Linked DNA regions of Homo sapiens: region 1 is linked to region 2. The links are chromatin contacts, found by Hi-C or POLR2A ChIA-PET in ENCODE. All regions are on one chromosome and are shown on one strand. The core of a region is the stretch at or near the end of the contact, and the rest is flanking DNA. Distances in the headings are between cores, read along the strand shown. Region 1 overlaps ZFHX3 (zinc finger homeobox 3). Region 2 overlaps ZFHX3 (zinc finger homeobox 3).

What was found. Hi-C counts contacts between places; a loop is a spot of excess contacts on that map. ChIA-PET counts read pairs that join two places held with the same protein, here RNA polymerase II (POLR2A). Pooled maps may share reads with other maps.
Region 1: a loop to region 2 is called in a map of Calu3, with 8 times the contacts of the local background. The contact joins two enhancer-like sites. A Hi-C loop is called at or near these places in 10 of 168 maps with a recorded cell type or tissue (Caco-2, Calu3, PC-3 and 7 more) and 7 of 50 pooled maps. POLR2A ChIA-PET finds 5 or more read pairs at or near these places in 6 of 52 experiments (BJ, HepG2, MCF 10A and 3 more).

The regions. Positions count from the first base shown.
Region 1 is chr16:72,875,733-72,878,963 of GRCh38, reverse strand. All of the region lies in intron 4 of ZFHX3 (zinc finger homeobox 3), which reads left to right. It overlaps LOC124903715 (a long non-coding RNA gene), which reads right to left. Exons shown (of 2, transcript XR_007065111.1): 2 at 2,324-3,231. Among named protein-coding and RNA genes, the nearest start is that of ZFHX3, 170 kb to the left of the region's middle. RefSeq lists enhancers at 205-706, 721-1,920. Within about 2 kb of position 1,408, at least 19 of the 41 ENCODE cell types and tissues checked have a DNase peak (open chromatin) inside an H3K27ac peak, as active enhancers do; they include ascending aorta, where a contact is called at or near this core.
Region 2 is chr16:72,831,111-72,834,197 of GRCh38, reverse strand. All of the region lies in intron 4 of ZFHX3 (zinc finger homeobox 3), which reads left to right. Among named protein-coding and RNA genes, the nearest start is that of ZFHX3-AS1, 170 kb to the right of the region's middle. RefSeq lists an enhancer at 911-1,080. Within about 2 kb of position 1,482, at least 3 of the 41 ENCODE cell types and tissues checked have a DNase peak (open chromatin) inside an H3K27ac peak, as active enhancers do; they include ascending aorta, where a contact is called at or near this core.

The sequences.
Region 1 (3,231 bases), core at 159-2,658, 45 kb before region 2:
GGACCCTTCCTGGCAATCTTGGATGTCTCATGTCGCTAGGTTCCCATTGCAGCGGCCCATCTGTCTCAGTGCCATGTGGCTAGTGGCTGCTGTATTGGATGTGCAGACAGAAGCCATTTCCTTCCCTGGAGAAGGTTCCTGAGGACAGGGCTGCTGTAGACAGCAGCAGAGTAGGGACTTGGTACAGAGGCCCAGGGCCCAGGGCTGTGCTCTTCCCACTGCGTCTGGCCTCCTTGCTGCAGGCTGACAAACTCATCCACGGGACAAGTAGCACTTTGCCCCAGGGGTGGGATTCTTTGTGTCTAGATAACAGTGTGATCCATTGCTGGATTCTCTCCAGGATAGAAATGAAGAAATCCTAAGACTGCGGTGAGCAAAGCAGCAGCAGTTATCTGTGACTCTGCACACTCCAGAGCGCGTGCCTCGGGTTGCTCTGAGAAGTGGAAACAGTTTGCATGGTTTTCCTAATGTCCAAAGCCCTTTGTGACTTCCTTGTGTGAGTCCATTTCAGAAGCATTGAGAAGCCCCACAGCATGGGGAGGGCAGCCCTGATCTGATTGGCCCTGGCAGGGGTCCTCACTGGAGTGGCTTCTAGCCTGTCACCGGCACTGGCACCAGTGAAGTGCGTGTGTGATGAGGATGTAGCCTGGCCATCTGCTATGCAGCCTTGAACCCAGCCCACATGTTTTTATGGCAATAATGGGAATTTTGTAGTAGATGTCAGCTGGACTTTTGGTAGGTGAGTTTTTTTTGTTTTTTTGTTTTTGTTTTTGTTTTCTTTTTTTGTAGAGACAGGGTCTTTACACAGGCTGGAGTGCAGTGGCACAATCATGGCTCACTGTAGCCTCCATCTCCTGGGCTCAAGTGATCCTCCTGCCTCAGTCTTCCAAGTAGCACAGGCATGCACCACCACACCTGGCTAGTTTTTTCATTTGTAGACAGGGTCTCACTATGTTGTCAGGGCTGTTCTTGAACTCCTGGCCTCAAGTGATCCTCCTGCCTCAGCCTCCCAAAGTTGTGACTTGCCCTGTTCAGGTTTACAAGCCCACTATAATTCAGGTGTGAGTTGCCTCCTTCACCACTCAACCCGTGGCCCCCAGTTAAGGGGGCTTCTTTGGGCAGGAAATAGAGGCGCCATGTCTCCAGCAACCTTGAGTACAGGGCTGACTGCAAGGAGGAGGGGCCTGAGTTGACCTGAACTTTGAAGAATCCACGCACGTGCTTGTCTGGGATCAACATAGCTCTTTGGGGCTCTCTGTTTTAGCCCAGGGATCAGAAGTTTTTTTTCTAAAAACCAAATCCTTTCCTAGTGACTCACCGCCCAAGTATGAAACACAGGAAAGACTTTTGTCCTTTTAACTTGAGGACGAGTCGTCTCTACTACAACATAAACACCAGACACGAAGAATGAGAAACTTACTGTGCTCAGGGTGTGTGCTATGATGACTAAGGCAAACTGAGATTCTCCTCCTACGCTGGACACTCTGATGCGTGGTCACTTTCCGCAGACCATCTTCATACAGAAGACCGTGATGTTTATTTCCACAATAAGAATTTGATCTCACTATTAGATATTGTAACAACAACACCAACAACAACAACAGAAAAACCTACACAGTGCCTTAACACCTTTGTTCTCTTGGTGGCCCCAGCGCTGCGAGTCCAGAGGTCATTATCCGATTCTTGAGGGCTGATGACCTACTTCTGATTTCCATATCTAGCTGGCCTTGGACAGACAGGCCTGATCGAATTCTGCAGCCATTTGATTCCCTGCGGACCTGTGCCCAGACCCTGGGCGGATCTGAAGACTTCCTCAGAACACATAAGACCGGGGAGATTTGTGCCATACCGGGCTGTTTTCTCTGAGCTTTGCTTTAATCAGGAATGTAGACTATTTTTTGGTTTTGGTAGATGGCGTGCAGGGGCAGGGCATCCAGTCATTCCTGTAAGGCATTATTACAGGGCTAATTGGGAAATAGTGATTCTTTTTCAATAACTATTTTGGAATCACCCCCCTTTCTCCCCCGCCAAGTCTCTGTTCCCCTTGGGATTGTCAGGCTCACGTTGAAAGACCCCCAGAGGGAAGGATGTTGGCATATATCATAGATATCTGGAAAGAATGTTTCAACCACACCTGGCTGCCGTGTGTGAGGACAAATTTAATTTATTTTAAAAATCTGGCCACAGGCGGCTTTTTCTGTTTGTTTCTTTAGGGGGGAAAAAAATTGAAAAGCAGCAGCAAGCTATGGTTCACATTTGTTTTCTTCCAGATTGGACCAGCCAGGAGAAGAGAGATTATCTCTAAAGGATATGAAAGGTTTAATCATTTTAATTTTGTTTTTATTAAAGTATATCATAACTTTTTTTTTTTTCAACATGCCTGGGTAGAACAGGAGAGAAGAGGAGGTAATATAAATATACAGAAACCCTCAAGCATTTGGTTAATAAAACTTTCCAACGGGCGATGCCTCGTGGGGAGGAAGTGGTTGGATGGCTGGGGATGGTGGGCCGACTGGGGAAGGCGGTGACTGCGCTGAATCGTAGCCAGCATCTTGCAAGCTTCCTGTCCAGTTCCAGCAGACACTTGTGGGAGCTCAGAGCTTTCATGAAACTGAATGAGAAGAAGCTCTGACTGTGGGCTTATTCCATCATGTTTCTCAAGCGAGACTGGATCCCTGAGCCATCTGTGGCTGAAGAAGTCTGAATTTACAGAGAACAGTAAAATTTGCTTCTATAAGATTCTTCCACCCCTACCATCTCAATGAAATATTTGAACCCGGTTATTTTGAAAACTTGCTTTAGGCCAAAACCTCTGAAGTTGCATGCATGCACGTGTGTTTTATGAAGCGGCGAAGTTGGGATAAAAATAGCCTTAGTTTTTGGATAGAAAAACTATCCTATAAATTATGGTGAAACTGAGTAACCAGGATGCTAGATTAACAGGATTTTAGGCTCGTTTTCCCTTTAGGACAGAAAAATAAGCTCATTTCAACATTAATTCAATTGTCAAAAATCACCGGGGCATGGGCTGGAGTTATCATCACAGGTGTTCACTGTGGCCTCCCCTCTCTTCCAGGGCTGTAAAACTCTGCAAAGGCGTGACTGTTTGGAATTCCAGCCCTGGGACCGGGCAGGTTGTTGCATCACCTGATAATGATGAAATTATCTTTACCATTATGTTCTTACAAAGGCTTGAAATTTGACTTGCACATTTTAGACATCGCTTTAAGC
Region 2 (3,087 bases), core at 233-2,732:
TGGCTCACTGCAGCCTCAACTGCCTGGGCTCAAGTAATCCTCCCACCTCAGCCTCCCAAGTTAGCTACGACTACAAGCATGTGCCATCACACCCAGCTAATTTTTGCATTTTTTGTAGAGATGGAGTCTCACTCTCTTGCCCAGGTTGGTCTCAAACTCCTGAGTTCAAGCAATCCACCTACCTCGGCCTCTCAAAGTGCTGGGATTTACAGACATGAGCCACCATGCCCAGCCAAAGAGGTTTTTTAAAGGCCTTCAGTCACTGTTGAACATGGAAATGAAAGGCAGAAGGGACCCTAGGAAGACACTGCAGTTTTCCAGTATTTGCTTTTATTTCCCTAACTCTTTAACATGAAAACACACACAGGAGGGGGTGCTCCAGTTTGAGGCTACTGTGGGCTTCCGTATGGGTTTTAGAGACACCTTCTCTGGTGTCTTCTAAAACACAGAGCTGTCTGGGAGGCATTGGGCCTGCTACCTCCTGCCCAGAACCAGGGCGGGACTAGGGGAGTGGGGATGACCTTCTCTCCCAGGTCCTGGCCACGCCCTTGGGAAAGCATTCCTGGTGTGCTCTGGTTGGGATTGGAAATACCATTAAATGCTTGAAGGAGAAGATGGTTTTGATTTGTCTGTTTCAGCCTTAAAAATGGCACAGTGGCTGTTATGTGTCTTGGTCTCTTTTTCTGTAGGAAAGACAGGATTTTCCAGATAAAACCGATCATCAGTCCATCAGGTCTTCACTTGTTCCCACCATCTGTCAGTAGCTAATATTATAGGGGAAAAAAATCTGCAGCCTCTGTAATAATGACCCAGCCAGTTACCAGTGACTTCGCAGAAGAGGGGGGAATGCAATCCATGATCTGTGGGGGGAAAAGCAAAAAACCTCCCCTCCATTCTCCAGCACGTGTGTATCAAATCTACATTCCTAAAGAGAACAAGGGCTAGATAACAGCCCTAGGAGCTTAGCGTGTGGACGCAGATCTCTGTTTCAAAGCGGGATGCTATTTTGCCCCTGGTTCCCACGTGTTTCCAGGGCCGGGAGACCAAGCCCTTCCCCAGGCCTGGCTCTTGGTAAGCAGCTTGCTTTATGCTTTCGGAACCAATAAAACACACCCTGCCTGCAAAGCATCGTGGGCCTGAGCTGTCCAGACAAATTTTCAGTTTGCATCTCTGTTTTTTAATCATTTCTCTACCTTTATTGGTATTCAGAGCTCACAGTTTTCCGGTTACTGTCAGCCTGGGCTTTCATCCATTTTAAAGAGCTATTTTTCCTCTTGCTGTTGATGATGATGGTATAAAGACAGATGGTGTAACTGCTTATGAATGTCCTATTTTATTTCTCCAGGACCAGACAGTTCACTTGAAGACATATATTATTTCCACATGCTCAGGTTAGGCGGTCCAGACTCCTCTGCCTCCTGCAGCCAGCTGCCCTTCCGGGCCTCGCCATGCGGAGGGCGACACCTGTAGGTCCTGGATGGAACTGCAGGGATGAGCTGGCTGGGCTGAATGGGACCTGCTTTTTAGGTGGGGGTGGGGGACTGAGGACACTGATCCCCTTGAAAGGGAGCTGGCTTATCCAGGATTTTCGTAATCATTTCTTCTTCTACCACGCATAGAACAGCCTTTTAGTGAATGAATCACAAATGATAATATTAAACCTAGGAACTCAAGAAGAGGACTTGATTTGTAAATCTTTTTAAAAAAAGAGATAAGCAAAATAAGTTCTTGAAATAACCTCTTTCGTTGATCCTCTCATCGGAACTCAGCTGCCTTCATTTTCTGCTTGCAGTAGGGCAGGGAGGGAAGAAAGCAAAAGCCCAAGTGGGCTCACAGAATGAGAGCTCCAGGAATATTCACAAAGCAACATGCAGTTTCCATGCTTGATGCATCAATGATCTGCTTATACATTACAGTCTCTAGTTTCTCAACAGATTTGTTTGGTAAGGCTCAAAGAATTGGGGTCAGTGTTGGGTGACTGTGAGTTTTTAGTGCTCTGCTGTGATAGCTGCAGGCTGTATAATGTGCTGGCTTGGAGATGGCCCCCCAGTGGGTAAATCCCTTCCCATGTCTGCTGAGCAGCACCTTCAGACACTGCACATCACCATCTCAGGGTGTTCTGTAGTTTGTAGGTATCAGACTGTCTTCATCTAAGGTGGTCATATGTATGCACTAGAGATGAGAGGCCATTGAGCCATCTCTTTGCCTAATCAAATTTGATTATCCCATTTATGCTGGAGATTGCAAATTTTTTGTGTGTGAAAAATCAGACCTTGGCGATGACCTTGGGCAGTAGGATATAAATAACTCCTACAAGCTTAGTGTTCCAATAATGGAACAATAGGCATAAATGTATCAACACTACAGATATTTTGTATCACAGCATGTATTGGGACAAATAAGGGTCCTTTAAGGGACCTAGCTCATCTGGGTAGACCGAATGCAATAATATTCATTGACCGCACGCTGGTATCACCATTCAAAGATGAATTTTATCATTATAGTGTTGAACAATTTTATTGAAATCCTAAAAATGTGCACAGAACGTCCCACCTGGACATAATGAAGATAGTTCCTGTGTCACGCTGTGTAATTTGTTATTACTCTACTGACACCTATACATGTTTACTCTACTAAATGATGTATGGTGTCAATGTGGGGCTCTATATCTGATTGACTTCAAGCTGTGGTTGCCTGATTTTTCTCTGTTTGAACTAAGGGTAGGGTAGGGAAACTTGATGTTGACTTTATTGTGCAGTGAGACAAAGAAGGAGACAGAGAAATTATATGTGGAATCCTGAGTTGGAGATGAAAATAAACAGTACCGTATTTCACCTGTATTCCCAGTGACTGCCTCATAAACTCCCTCTTGGTGGTAAGGAAGAAAGAACGTTCCGTGACACTAGTTCAGTTTTCCAGACCTTGGACCTCCATCATCTCTTGAGTCAAGACAATCTGATTCTAAATAGACATCTTCTTCCTCAGTGTTTTAGAAACCCTTTGAGACCAATTTACTTTGTACTCCTGTTACTTCCTTCGTGAGATACATTTAGAGGCTGTTTTCTAGACAGTCAGAAGGCATGACAT